2 separate regions of the Homo sapiens genome follow, and region 2 is linked to region 1. A link is a loop called in an ENCODE intact Hi-C map of the cell type or tissue named here. Cell type or tissue: heart right ventricle. All regions are shown on one strand. Links, peaks and the distances in the headings refer to the core of each region. The heading gives the core; the rest is flanking DNA. Region 1 holds the start of MIR10399 (microRNA 10399). Region 2 has its middle 26 kb from the start of TRIM24.

Region 1 (6,100 bases), core at 1-4,000:
CGGAGATGAAATTTGTTTCCTGGTGAGCACAGAATCAGAACAAAGAACAATATCCCAAAGAGGCCCTGTGTCTACCAGGAGCTTCTTTTTCCAAATGTAATGGATTATGTGGAATTGTAGTGCCATCGGTTTTTACTTAGAGCCCTTGACGTGCTTGGACCAATATTTCCTTCCTTCTTATGAACCAGGTTTTTCCTTCTGATTTTCCCTTTTCAACATTCCTTACCAGTCACCAAAGTTTCCTGTTATAATTTCTTTTAGCAGACAAGTTATAAGTCAGATTTAATTAGCATCAGAGTTGATTTTATATTAGTCAGATTTTGGATCATCACAGAGATCTCCACAACTCCTTGGCTTAAACAGCTCCACCGGTAAAAAAAAAAAAAAAAAAAAAAAAAAAAAATAGTTTTTTTAGAGTAGAGTTATTTTCTGGGAGAGTTACTACAAATGCTTATTCTCATTGACTTATTTCTTTCATGGTAACTTTCGTTTTGGAGTGTTCATTTTCTGAACTTGACCCTCACATTGTAGGGGTGCAGTTTGTCCAACTCTTTCCAACAGCCCATTAGACACCACTAGCTGGATATTTCACAGGCATCTTTGATTCAATATGTCCAAAGTGGAACTCTCCATCTACCTCCCTCACATGAACCTGTTCCTCTCTCAGGATCTGTATGTAAGTGAAAAGCATCACCATCTACCCATTGGCTCAAGCAGAAATCTGGAAGTCATCTTTGACTCCTTCCTCTCCCTCCTGATAAACATCTAAGCAGTTTCTAAGTCTAGTTTTACCTCTTAAATATCTCTGTTCCCTTCTAAGTTGTTTGCTGTGTTTTCTTCAGAGCAAGAAGGTTATATTTTTTAAAATTTACTTAGTAATGCACATTCAAAACACACATCAAGTCTTCAGGATAAAGTTCAAAACCGCTGTCATGGCCCCATGTGATCTCTCCCTCCCCTACCCCTCTATCATTTAGTTTCTTCTGCGCAAGCCACTCTGGCTTCCTTTCAGTTTTGTGGTTCCCATTTTTAGCTAGTTCAGTGGTTTTCAATGGGCATTTCTGCCTTTTTTTTTCTAAACGACAAATAGAAATACATCTTCTTTATTATCCTCCAAATCCAATTCAGAGGTAATATGCTCCACCTACACACAATTTTAGAAATAAATTAAAAATTAAATAAAACTAATATGAACATAAAGAGGAAATAAAAGGTACCTAACTTGGGCACAGCTGTAACTGAAGACCTAATGAAGTAGTCAGATGCTTACAACTATTTATAATGCATCAATTTGAACTTAGAAGGTAGGAGATCAGATCATATGTGGGAAAATGTAAAAGCAGGGATATCAGTGGGCATTAGAATAAAAACTAGGGATACAATAACTTCTTTGCATATGACAATACTTATTTGTATATAAGAGAAAGAACGAAATAACCTTTATTGAAATAAAGATACTATGCAAGAAAATGTACAGTTGTCGAAGTGGAGAAAATGAGGATATATTCTTGCAGACGAGCTATAGGTCATACATGAATGTCTAGTGAGACATTCAAAATTCGTATAGGGTGCAGAGTAATTTCTTATTGTGAGGAACTGTCCAATGTATTGCAAGATGTTCTGCATACTTGGCTCTCACATACTAAATGCTAGTAGCGCCCCCACCCCCACGCCCAGTCACGGTGACAACCACAAACCCTATCAGATCTATTCACCTTTTTCAGAGCAGATATTTTGTAACATTCTCTTTGCTGACCTGAAATGACTCATAGATAATACAATCTACTTACACACATGAATTTCTTAAAAAAATCAATTTAATGCCCTAACTCTCTTATTAAGGAGAAATAGAAAAGAAGAAATTTATAATGAAAAGAAGATGAATTTCATTATGTAAACGCTCAGGCATGACTACGCTGTTTGAAACAGACAGATGTTTACTCTTCCTTGTAATGAGTAGGTTTGGATTTAAGAGCCGATTAGAGGCTACTTCCTGTAAACAAGTACAGGAAAATGAAACTAGACGGGTGGGGGACACTAGAATGAAAACCAGTGTTAGGGTAAAGACAAAACAGACTATGTACATAATCTGTATATGGGAAAAGAAAGAGCGAAATTACCTTACTTAAGGATAATAGGACAAGACAAATTACAGATTGTCTCAGAGAAAACAAATGAGTTACTCTCTCGGACAAGCTGTAGGTCCTACCTAAATGTCCAGCAGGACATTAGACAGTCGTACAGGGTACAGAATAATTCTTCGTTGTGTGGCACTAACCCACACACTGCAGGACATCGTTCTCCCTGGCTGCATCCACTCAGTGCTGGGAGTAGTCCCCAGTTATTATGAAACCACCAATAACCCACTGACCACAGTGAGAACCACTGATTTTTTCCACTGACCTACTGAATATCTAGCATCCTTAGATTGGCTCAACTGTTACTTTCCTAAGGAGTCCTTCTACAGAATAGGTCAGATCTTGGCCTCCCAAACCCCTTATTTTTAAAATACTTTGCGCCTTGCTTTGATAATTTGTATTATGTATCCAAACTGAAATTATCTGCTTTCTGCATTAGAATGTAAGCCCCCTGAGGGTTGAGTCAGTCTGTCTTGTTTGCTGTGCCACGCCTGATGCCCAGCCCAGCAGCATGCTTTGTACACTGATATATTGGGTAAATTTTGTTGAATAAATTAAGCTCAACTATTTGTATTTCAATAGTTGAGTTGTATTGCTTCCTGTTCTTCAAGCTTAATTTGAACTGTCTAATAAAAAGAAGTAATTAATTTGGTTCTACTGCCTTTATTTGATCTATTTCTAGGTATCTCCCAAAACATCATCAACTGCAGACACCAGTTATTCAATGGGAGAGAGATGATGTGTTTTGCCCCTTCCAGCTTTATCATTCCAGGGTTCGATGACCAAGTCACCTGGGCAAGGCACAGTGGTGGTGATGGCCCCCACATCTTTTGTCTGGGGATTTAGAGAGGGAAGGGTTGAAAGCTGCTAACACACCTTTCTTCCTTTAGTCTCGGGGGTGTGAACAGGGCCAGGCTGAGACACAAAAGTTAAAAATATAAATGGTGATAAGCAGAATTACCCTATCAGCCATTCCTTCTCCAAAAGCCCTTCTCTACTCATTATTTTCTTCTCTTTTTTTTTTTTTTTTTTTTGAGATGGAGTCTCACTCTGTCACCCAGGCTGGAGTGCAGTGGCGCAATCTCAGCTCGATGCAACCTCTGCCTCCTGAGTTCAAGCAATTCTCCTGCCTCAGCCTCCTGAGTAGCTGGGATTATAGGCGCCCGCCACCATACCCGGCTAGTTTTTGTATTTTTAGTATAGGTGGGGTTTCACCATGTTGGCCAGGCTGGTCTTGAATTCCTGACCTAAGGTGATACACCTGCCTTGGCCTCCCAAAGTGCTGGGATTACAGGTGTGAGCATCTCACCCGGCCTCATTATCTTTTTTAATCACAAAGCTTTCAGTGGAGAGGGAGCAGGGAGGAGGGAAATGGAGAGGGAGAGCAAGTTCTATGGCAGCAGAGATTTGATAAAGTGAAGGTAAAACTACCATTTGACTTGGACCTCAATATAAATAAAGCAAGGTGTAGCAAAGTCATTGCTGTCAAAGCACCTGGATTGAAACACACAAAAATGCTATCAAACCAAGCATGAGCAGATCCTGGAGTTTTTTTATTTATTTTTTTTATGAGTTTGTTTACGTTGTCATAGTGCGCTAGTTTCCGGTGGACTCCTCAGTCCAGCATTTGGTAGAAATGAAGCTATGGCCGGGTGCAGTGGCTCACGCCTGTAATCCCAGCACTTTGGGAGGCTGAGGCGGGTGGATCACGAGGTCAAGAGATCGAGACCATCCTGGCCAACATGGTGAAACCCCGTCTCTACTAAAAAGACAAAAATTAGCTGGGCATGGTGGTACACACCTGTAGTCCCAGGTACTTGGGAGGCTGAGGCAGGAGAATCGCTTGAACCGGGTAGGTGGAGGCTGCAGTGAGTCAAGACTGCGCCACTGCACTCCAGCCTGGGTGACAGAGCAAGACTCTGTCTCAAAAAGAAAAAAAAAAAGAAAAAAGAAATGAAGCTAAATAACAACCACTTTCCACTCATACCCTCATACCTTAGCTACTATAAAGAGAACTGCCATGAAACGCAATACTTAGTTGAGTGCTAAGCATGTGTGTCTGGGGCCATGGGGCCATGTTCTGAGACATGTCTTGGAAAGAGTTCAGGGGATAACAGGCAGGTTTCATTTAGAAGGTTAAGACCAGAGCGGATGAATTTATAACAGTGATATCAGTGCATGTCCCCAGAGTGACTTGCTCCAAAGCTCGTGCTACAGATGTGTGCCTGAGTGACCATAAGCTTGAGAATGAGCTTCAGAATCAGAGTGGCAGGAGACATCAGAACGTTCCAGGAAGTGCTTAAGCCTTAAAAGCTCCAATCCTAAAATACCACCCCCAACCTCAACCTCCTGTTTTCTCTTTTTCATTCCCTTGTGAACCTGCCCGGCATCTAATGTCACCCTCTTCTTCCTGAAAAATCCACATGCTTCAATAAACAGTCTGCTCTGGGATCTTTCCTTTTTACCCCTCTATGCACTTCCCCATGAATGGTCTTATTTATTCCCAGATCCAAGTGTCACACACTCTGAATCCAGGATCTATACCTCTGCTGAGGAGTCAGATAAGCTGTGCAGTGTCACGGCTACTGAGTAAGAGAACCAAGATTCTAAACCCGGAAGTTCAGGTGCAGAGTCTGCAGGTTAAGTGTGTATCTGTAGGAACAGTCTCTACCTCTTCCCTCTCACCTCCCCACCCTTCCCCCATTAACTCCTGCATTTGCTCTTGGAGTCTTCTCCACACTCTGCCTCATAGTCTTCCTCTCCACTCAAAATCCTCCCTTTTCCTTCAGTGTTCACTGTGGTCAACCCATGCAACACCCCTAGCCTTAGATGTCATTAACACCTGTCTTCACTGTCCTCACTATTCGGGGTACCAATATCCATCACCCCACTGTCATCAGTCAGAATTACTCTAGAACTGCTTTTTTTTTTTTTGAGATGGAGTCTCGCTCTGCCGCCCAGGCTGGAGAGCAATGGCGTGATCTCAGCTCACTGCAACCTCTGCCTCCAGGGTTCGAGCGATTCTCCTGCCTCAGCCACCCAAGTAGCTGAGATTACAGGCGCCTGCCACCACGCTCGGCTAATTTTTAGTAGAGATTGGGTTTCGACATGTTGGCCAGGCTGGTCTTGAATTCCTGACCTCAACTGATCCTCCTGCCTCAGCCTCCCAAAGTGCTGGGATTACAGGCACGAATCACTGCAAATGGCCTAGAACTGCTGTTTCTGAAATCCCAAACCTCTATATTCTACCTCTGACCCCAGCCTGCTTTTGAGCTCTCTGGCCCTCCTACATTTCGTACGTCGTCTTTCTCTGCTCACATATAGCCCCTTGCTGTCTTCACTCCTCCCTTACCTAGTCTCCAGCCCATTGTTCAGCCCCTGACCACTCTTTCTTTTCTTCTTTTTTTTTTTTTTGAAACGGCGCCTCACTCTGTCTCCTAGGCTGGAGTGCAGTGGTGTGATCTCAACTCACTGCAGCCTCCGCTTCCCAGGTTCAAGTGATTCTCCCACCTGAGCCTCCTGAGTAGCTGAGATTACAGGTACCCACTGCCATCCTGGCTAATTTTTAGTAGAGATGGGGTTTCAATATGTTGGCCAGGCTGGTCTCGAACTCCTGACCTCAAGTGATCCTCCTGCCTCGGCCTTCCAAAGTGCTAGGATTACAGGCGTGTGCCACCACACCTGGCTAATTTTTGTAATTTTGGGTAGAGACAGGGTTTCACCACTTTGCTAAGGCTGGTTTTGAATCCCCGACCTCAGGTGATCCACCTGCCTCAGCCTCCCAAAGTGGCGGGATTACAGGCATGAGCCACTGCACCCAGCCCCCTGATCACTCTTTCAATTCATACCTCAATCATCTAGAACCTTTGACCTTAAGTCTCACCCACTGGCAAAACCTAAAAGTGAATCAATCAAATTCTGTTCTTACACCTTGAGAGCTTTTAGGAGAATTGCAGCACTGT
Region 2 (6,543 bases), core at 881-4,880, 610 kb after region 1:
TGACCCTCTTTCTCTCCTGGAAAATCTACTGTAAACTCATTAAAGAATGGGAGGAAAATACAGATAACATATCAGTATTATTTTAAAAATAGTTTTGACCTCACAGACCCCCTGAAATGGCATCAGGGACCATTAGGGTTTCTCACACCACATTTTGAGAACCACTGCCCCACCCCAAGACTAGCAGGTAGAAAACTTTTCCAAAAACCTAGTTGAGAGCCAGGCAGGGTGACAGGTACCTGTTTGTTGATGTGGGAGGATCCCTTGAGCCCAGTAGTACTTGACCAGTCTAGGCAACATAGCAAAAACCTGCATCTTTAAGAAAAAACATTTTTTTACCCTTCAAAGCTACGACTTCTAGAAAATAAAAAGAAAAAAAAAAGGAAAAACATTTTTTAATTAAAAAAAGCCAATTGAACTGCTTGATTTATTAAATAACCATATATTTATTTAGAGATTTAGAATTTTTATAATACTTTCCGTGTGACTGTTTCACAGTATTATTTATTTTTAAATTTAACCACTATGGAAGCTTGGAATAAAGAATAATGGCTCCCAGCTGGGTGCGGTGGCTCATGCTTGTAATCACAGCACTTTGGGAGGTTGAGATGAGTGGATCTCCTGAAATCAGGAGTTCGAGACCAGCCTGGCTAACATGGTGAAACTCCGTTTCTACTAAAAATACAAAAATTAGCCAGGCATGGTGGTGCATGCCTGTAATCCCAGCTACTCGAGAGTCTGAGGCAGAAGAATCACTTGAACCAGGGAGGTGGAGGCTGCAGTGAGCCGAGATCATGCCATTGTACTCCAGCCTGGGCAACAAGAGCAAAACTCCGTCTAAAAAAAAAATAAATAATAATAATAATAATAATAATAATGGCTCCCACAGCTCTACCCACCTCTTACTCTCCTCCTTATGGTAACCATGGTAACAGTTGTTGTACATACTTCCAGGGTATTTTTCTCTGCATATGTATTCATATACACATGTGCACTTGGAGCCTGGGGTTTGTCTTCCCCAACCCAACACACACACACACACACACACACACACATAGAATTGTGCTATATATATTTTTTCTGTGACTTACCCCTTTTACTTTACAGTCTGAAGATTTCTTCATATTTTTGCACATAAATATACCTTATTCTTTTGCACAATCATGTAATATAATAACAACTCTGTGACATGAACATTTTATTATTTCCGAAGGTGGGGAAGGGAAGGAAAACCAAATTTGTTCTTACTTTCATATAGATGACTAGTGGTACCAACCACATTCATTAAATGGCTCATCTGTTTCTCTGTAATTTGAAATGCCACCTGTAGCTTATATCAGATTTCCATATATGCATGTGTCTCCCTTTTATTTATTGATTTGTCTATTCTTAAATACACTTCTAATTTATGCATCTTTATTATATAGTATTTCAGTCTAAGAGGCTACATCTACTCTGTTGTATTTCTCTTTTCAGATTATTTAGACTGGTCTTGAATGTTTACTATTCCAAATACACTTTGCAATTAGTTTTTCAAGTTCTATTTAAAAAACCTAATTGTGATTTTTAAAAATGAAATTGCATTTTTTTGAATAGAAATACATGGACTTAATGCAAAATTCTAAGTGTATACAAGCATACCATTGTTAGATATGAGTTCTAAATTTCTCTTCAGAGAATCAATGTCAGTATGTTCAATTCTTTGCCTTCTACTTTTAAACTTAACTTCCTCATAAAGCAACCTTTTTCGATCACGTGCTCTACCCTGACTCATTCCAATTACCTGCTTCACCCTGACTCATTCCGATTACCTGCTCATCCTCCAGCCCAACTCATTTCTATTTCCTGCTCTGCCATAACCATTTTTCCTGCCAAATCACTCACCCTGTCACCCTCTTTAAATTAGCCAATCGGAATTAGTTTAGCCTGTGCAGTCTAACCCTAGCCAATAGGGGAAGGACACAGCAGCAGAGGCCACGCACGTCAGGAATAAGACCCCCTTCCCCTCCCTTGTCCAGGCGTGCGCTCACCATTGCTCCATCTGTGAAGGCGCACCCTTCTATAGAAGAATATTGCCTTGCTGAGCAGAAAAATTTTATATTTGAGTGCTATTTCTTTTGCGGCAATGAAACTTTATTTATAACACCTGTTCACTGCATATGTGCATACTATTGAGAAAGCAGTCATGGCAGGTGGCATGCAGATGCTAATGGTTGCTAAAATATTAACTCATGATCTTTATGTCACTAGTCTGGGTCATCACCATTAATTCTACCTTTGAGGACCTCTAGAATTAGGTTGTAACTGTATTTTGACTCATTCTTATTTTTATTATAGTTAATTGTATATACAATTGTATCTCTCTCCCCAACACAAGTATGGGCTTCCCAGAGACAGCATTTGTGTTGATTTCTCTTTGTATTCTAGTGCCAAGGATGTAGACCAGAGCCTTGGGATGGTATTAAGGAGAGAAAAAGAGTTGGTTTTGATGTGTGAGAGGGTAACCTATATTAAGACTGGGCTCCACTGAGAGTAGACACTGAAAATAGAAAACAATTGTCATTTAAAATATGCAAACAAGTCTCGGCCTGCTAGAGGGAAAGCCTTGATTTACATGGAGGTCAACCATCTCTGAGTTCTAAGAAAACCATTCTCATTTTGCTTTAGTTGTGCAAATGTGAATGAAGACACTTTCTAAAGTGAAGGTGTGGTCTAAGGGCTAAAGTGCTCTTCAGGGTTCTATAACTTTTGTCTTAATGCAGACAGAATTGTATATCTAAATATTCTTCCCTTGAGACTCTCATGTAGAGAAATGCTTGTTTCCTAGACTCAGACTGCCCCATGCAATTGCTTCTGCTTACTCTTGGGCGTTGTCCATAGTTAAATCCTTTATTGTGTTGGTTACTCACAGAAAATCAGTGGCACCGAACATTGCTGAAATGATGTTCAGGCCTGGTCATCCCTTCATGCTGGAGGAAAAACTGCCAAAAAAGCACTACACTTGTCACCGGTGGCAGGTGTCCAGGTTCTTGGTGTCTTGAACAAAGAATTGGACAAACTCACAAACGAAGCAAGGAAGGAATGAAGGGATTTAATGAATATGAAAGTACACTCCACAGTGTGGGAGTGGGTCAAGCATAGGGGCTCAAGCGTCTTGTTACAGAATTTTTGGAGTTTATATACCCTGTACTTGGAATATGCCTTATGTAAATGAAGAGAATGACAAAGTTATTTACTCAGCCTACACCCTATGGAGAGGATATTTCCTGTCATAGCTGAAGTGGGAATTGGCCTTATATTTCCTGCCTCCAGACGCTATTTTCCTGCCTCACACTGATCGTGCTACATGACATAGACTGGATTGTTGACAGCACATCATTTAATTCAAGACTGAATATCCCATATTTGATAACAACAACAAAAAGATTAGAGTCAAGTGAACTTGGTAATAATTTCTTCTTTCTTTAGATTGAAACTAGAGGAAGCTCTTTTTGGGGATATGATCCATTTCCCACAATATATAACGAATTCAGAATCAATCCTTCCTTCCCTTCTTCCCTCCCTCTCTCCCTCCTTCCCTTCCTCCCTCCCTCTCTCCCTCCTTCCCTTCTTCCCTTCCTTCCTCCCTCCCTTCCTCCCTTTCTTCTTTCTTTCCTCCCTCCCTCCCTTCCTCCCTTCCTTCCTTTCTTTTTTTGAGATAGTGTCTCACTCTGTCGCCCAGGCTGGGGTGCAATGGTTGAATAACGACTCACTGTAGCCTTGACTTCCCCTGCCCCAGGCAATCCTTCCACCTGAGTAGCTGGGACCACAGGCATGTGCCACCATGCCCAGCAAATTTTTGGTGTTTGTTTTGTTTTGTTTTGTTTTTGTTTTTTTTGGTTTTTGTTTGTTTGTTTGTTTGTTTGTTTTGTAGAGATGGGGTTTCACCAAGTTGCCCAGGCTGTTCTCCAACTTTTGGGATCAGGCAGTCCTTTCACCTTGGCCTCCCAAAATGCTGGGATTACATGCTCATTGTGAGCCACTGTGCCGGTCCCAGAATTTTTCTTTCTCTTCTTGTAATTTTCAAAAACTATCATACACACTACAGTGAGCTCTCCCTTAAAAACATTCAATATACTCTATTCTTACTCCCTTTTCATTTTCTTTATCTCATTCATCTTAGTTTAATGGTTAGTTTTCTTCTCTCTGGACCTGTTTTTTTATTTTATTTTATTTTATTTTTTCTGCCAATACTTCTACCTTTTGGAGATTCATAGCTATTTTGCATTTGAACTGCTTTTTAAATAAAACTATAACACAAAAAAAACTTTGGGACAAATGAAGGCTAAACACAAGAAGACCTTAAAACAACTTGAAGAATCTCTGTCACTTAATGCACATAGAAACATTGACAAAACAAAAGTCAAACATAGCATACAATTCAAATGTACTGCATGCAATATTCTCTAACTAGAAACTGTCATGCCAAGGTCATCTGTGGGTGGGTCTTTGAAACCATAAGCTCAAAATATTCTCATAGGATATTTAGTTAGTATATTTTTGAGTGAAAAGTCATTGTTTTTAAGGAGTTAGAAAAGGAGCATTTTGGCCATTATGGTAAAAAGTTAGTCGAATAGTTGCTGTGGGTTAAGAACGATAAAAACCAAAAAAATTAAGTCTGATGTCTGAAAATTTTATTCTGAAATCATCAAGTATTTATTAAAGTCTTGTTAAATGTTTCAGTGAGGCTTAGTGCTGTGGCTCATGCCTGTAATCCTAGCACTTTGGGGGGCTGAGGAAAGAGGGTCACTTGAACCTGGGAGGTGGAAGCCGCAGTGATCTGTGATCCTGCTACTTCACTCCAGTCTGGGTGACAGAGGAGAACCTGTCTCTAAAAAAAAGGAAAGAAAGAAAGAAAAAGAAAAACAAAGTGTTTCCACCAAGTCTTAGCTATCATCATTGGGAAAGGAAGGAAATGTGCACACCTGCAGTTGGGACTAGGCAGCAAGAAAGAAGGGAAAGCTGTTAAGAACCCATAGAATAAGAAGGCATCCTAAAAGCTTCTGCTGCTTCTTTTTTTTTTTTTTTTTTTTCTTGATACAGGGTCTCACTCTGTTGCCCAAGGGTGTGATCTCAGCAGTAATCAACTCACTGCAACCTCCACTTCCTGGACTCAAGCCATCCCACCTCAGCCTCCTAAGTAGTTGGGACCACAAGAACATGACACCATGCCTGTTTTTTTGTTTTGTTTTGTTTTGTTTTTTAGAGACAGGATGGACAGAGTCTTGCTCTGTCACCCAGGTTGGAGTGCAGTGGCACAATCATAGCTCACTGCAACCTCAAACTCCAGGGCTCAAGCACTCCTCTTGCCTCCGCCTCCCAAAAGTACCAAGATTACAGGCACAAGCCACCATGCTGGGCCAATTCTAAAAGCTTCTAAAGGAAGGAAAAACAAACAAACAAACAAACAAACAAACCAGGTCATAGATATAGAACTAAGAATCAGAATGAAACCAAACTTCTGAACAGCCACACAGAAAGCTAGAGACAATGGGGAAAAGCCTTCAGAATTAGGAGAAAAAATCATTACCAACCCTGAACATTTTTCTGTATTATTCAAATGATTTTTAAAGAGATAATACCAGTGCATAGCTCTATGATCATATTGAGAGAGGAGAAAGGAATAAACCGGTCAGGCAGGCAGTTAGGGTGGGTCCTCAGCTGAATTCTTTCAAACAAAAGAACAGCCTGAAAAATCAAGCAGCAGGCACAGATAAGGGAACTTGCACAGGGGGGACTTGCCTAAGACATGCCCACAGCCACACAGATAAGAAAGACTACACAGCTGACTTGCCTAGACGTGTCTGCAATGGAAAATTCTGTCTGCTGACACATGTGCAGTAAGGGGAACAAAGCAATATGGAGTAACTCAAGCTAAGGGCTCACAGGTGCATTAGGAGGTTGGTGTGGAGCTACCAGAAATTTGCATCTTATGCAAATGAGATGCCCTGCCCCCATCAGTTTCTGATAAAAGCCTTTGCATTCAACTGTAAAAACGGCAACCCTCTTTTGGGCTCCCTCTCCACTGCAGAGAGGCTTCTTCTTTTGCTTATTAAACTTTTGCTCCAACCTGACCCTTTATGTTCAAGCTCCTTAATTCTCTTGCTTGTGAGACAAAGAACTCCAGGTGATACCTCACAAGGAGAGATTGCTACATTGTGGCGCATTGGCAAGACTGTAACCATATGTATTTCTACTCCTCTTTAGCCTGAAAAGTAATCTCGTGAGAATAGTGTCTCTTTGCTATATAAATGTATCAATATATGTATATTTGGCGATGGCGGGCGGGGGGGGTCTCACTATGTTGCCCAGACTGGTCTCAAGCTTCTGGATCAAGCGATCCTCTTGTTTCAGTCTTCTAAGTAGCCAAGATTACAGGTGCATACCACTGCACCCTGCTTCTCAGCTTCTCTGCTACCACTCTCTCTCTGTCTTTCCATATATATATATATATATATATATATATATATATTTGTTTGTTTGTTTTTGAGACAGCGTCTCACT

The links. Hi-C counts contacts between places; a loop is a spot of excess contacts. Peaks named below come from ENCODE experiments on the same cell type or tissue, not always from the same donor. Only the 100,000 strongest peaks of a DNase experiment are listed, where the experiment ranks them.
Region 2: a loop joins it to region 1, with 6 times the contacts of the local background. A loop is called at or near these places in 1 of 110 quality-filtered maps.

What each region holds. Positions count from the first base shown.
Region 1 is chr7:139,040,205-139,046,304 of GRCh38, reverse strand. ZC3HAV1 (zinc finger CCCH-type containing, antiviral 1) reads left to right here. Exons shown (of 13, transcript NM_020119.4): 13 at 1-2,790. MIR10399 (microRNA 10399) reads left to right here and starts at 2,148; the gene lies at 2,148-2,205. In heart right ventricle, for the core only: no CTCF peak of the experiment used is centred there; a DNase peak (open chromatin) is centred at 1,675; H3K27ac peaks cover 1,731 bases.
Region 2 is chr7:138,430,977-138,437,519 of GRCh38, reverse strand. No RefSeq gene overlaps it. Among named protein-coding and RNA genes, the nearest start is that of TRIM24, 26 kb to the left of the region's middle. RefSeq lists enhancers at 3,078-3,610, 3,611-4,143. In heart right ventricle, for the core only: no CTCF peak of the experiment used is centred there; no DNase peak of the experiment used is centred there.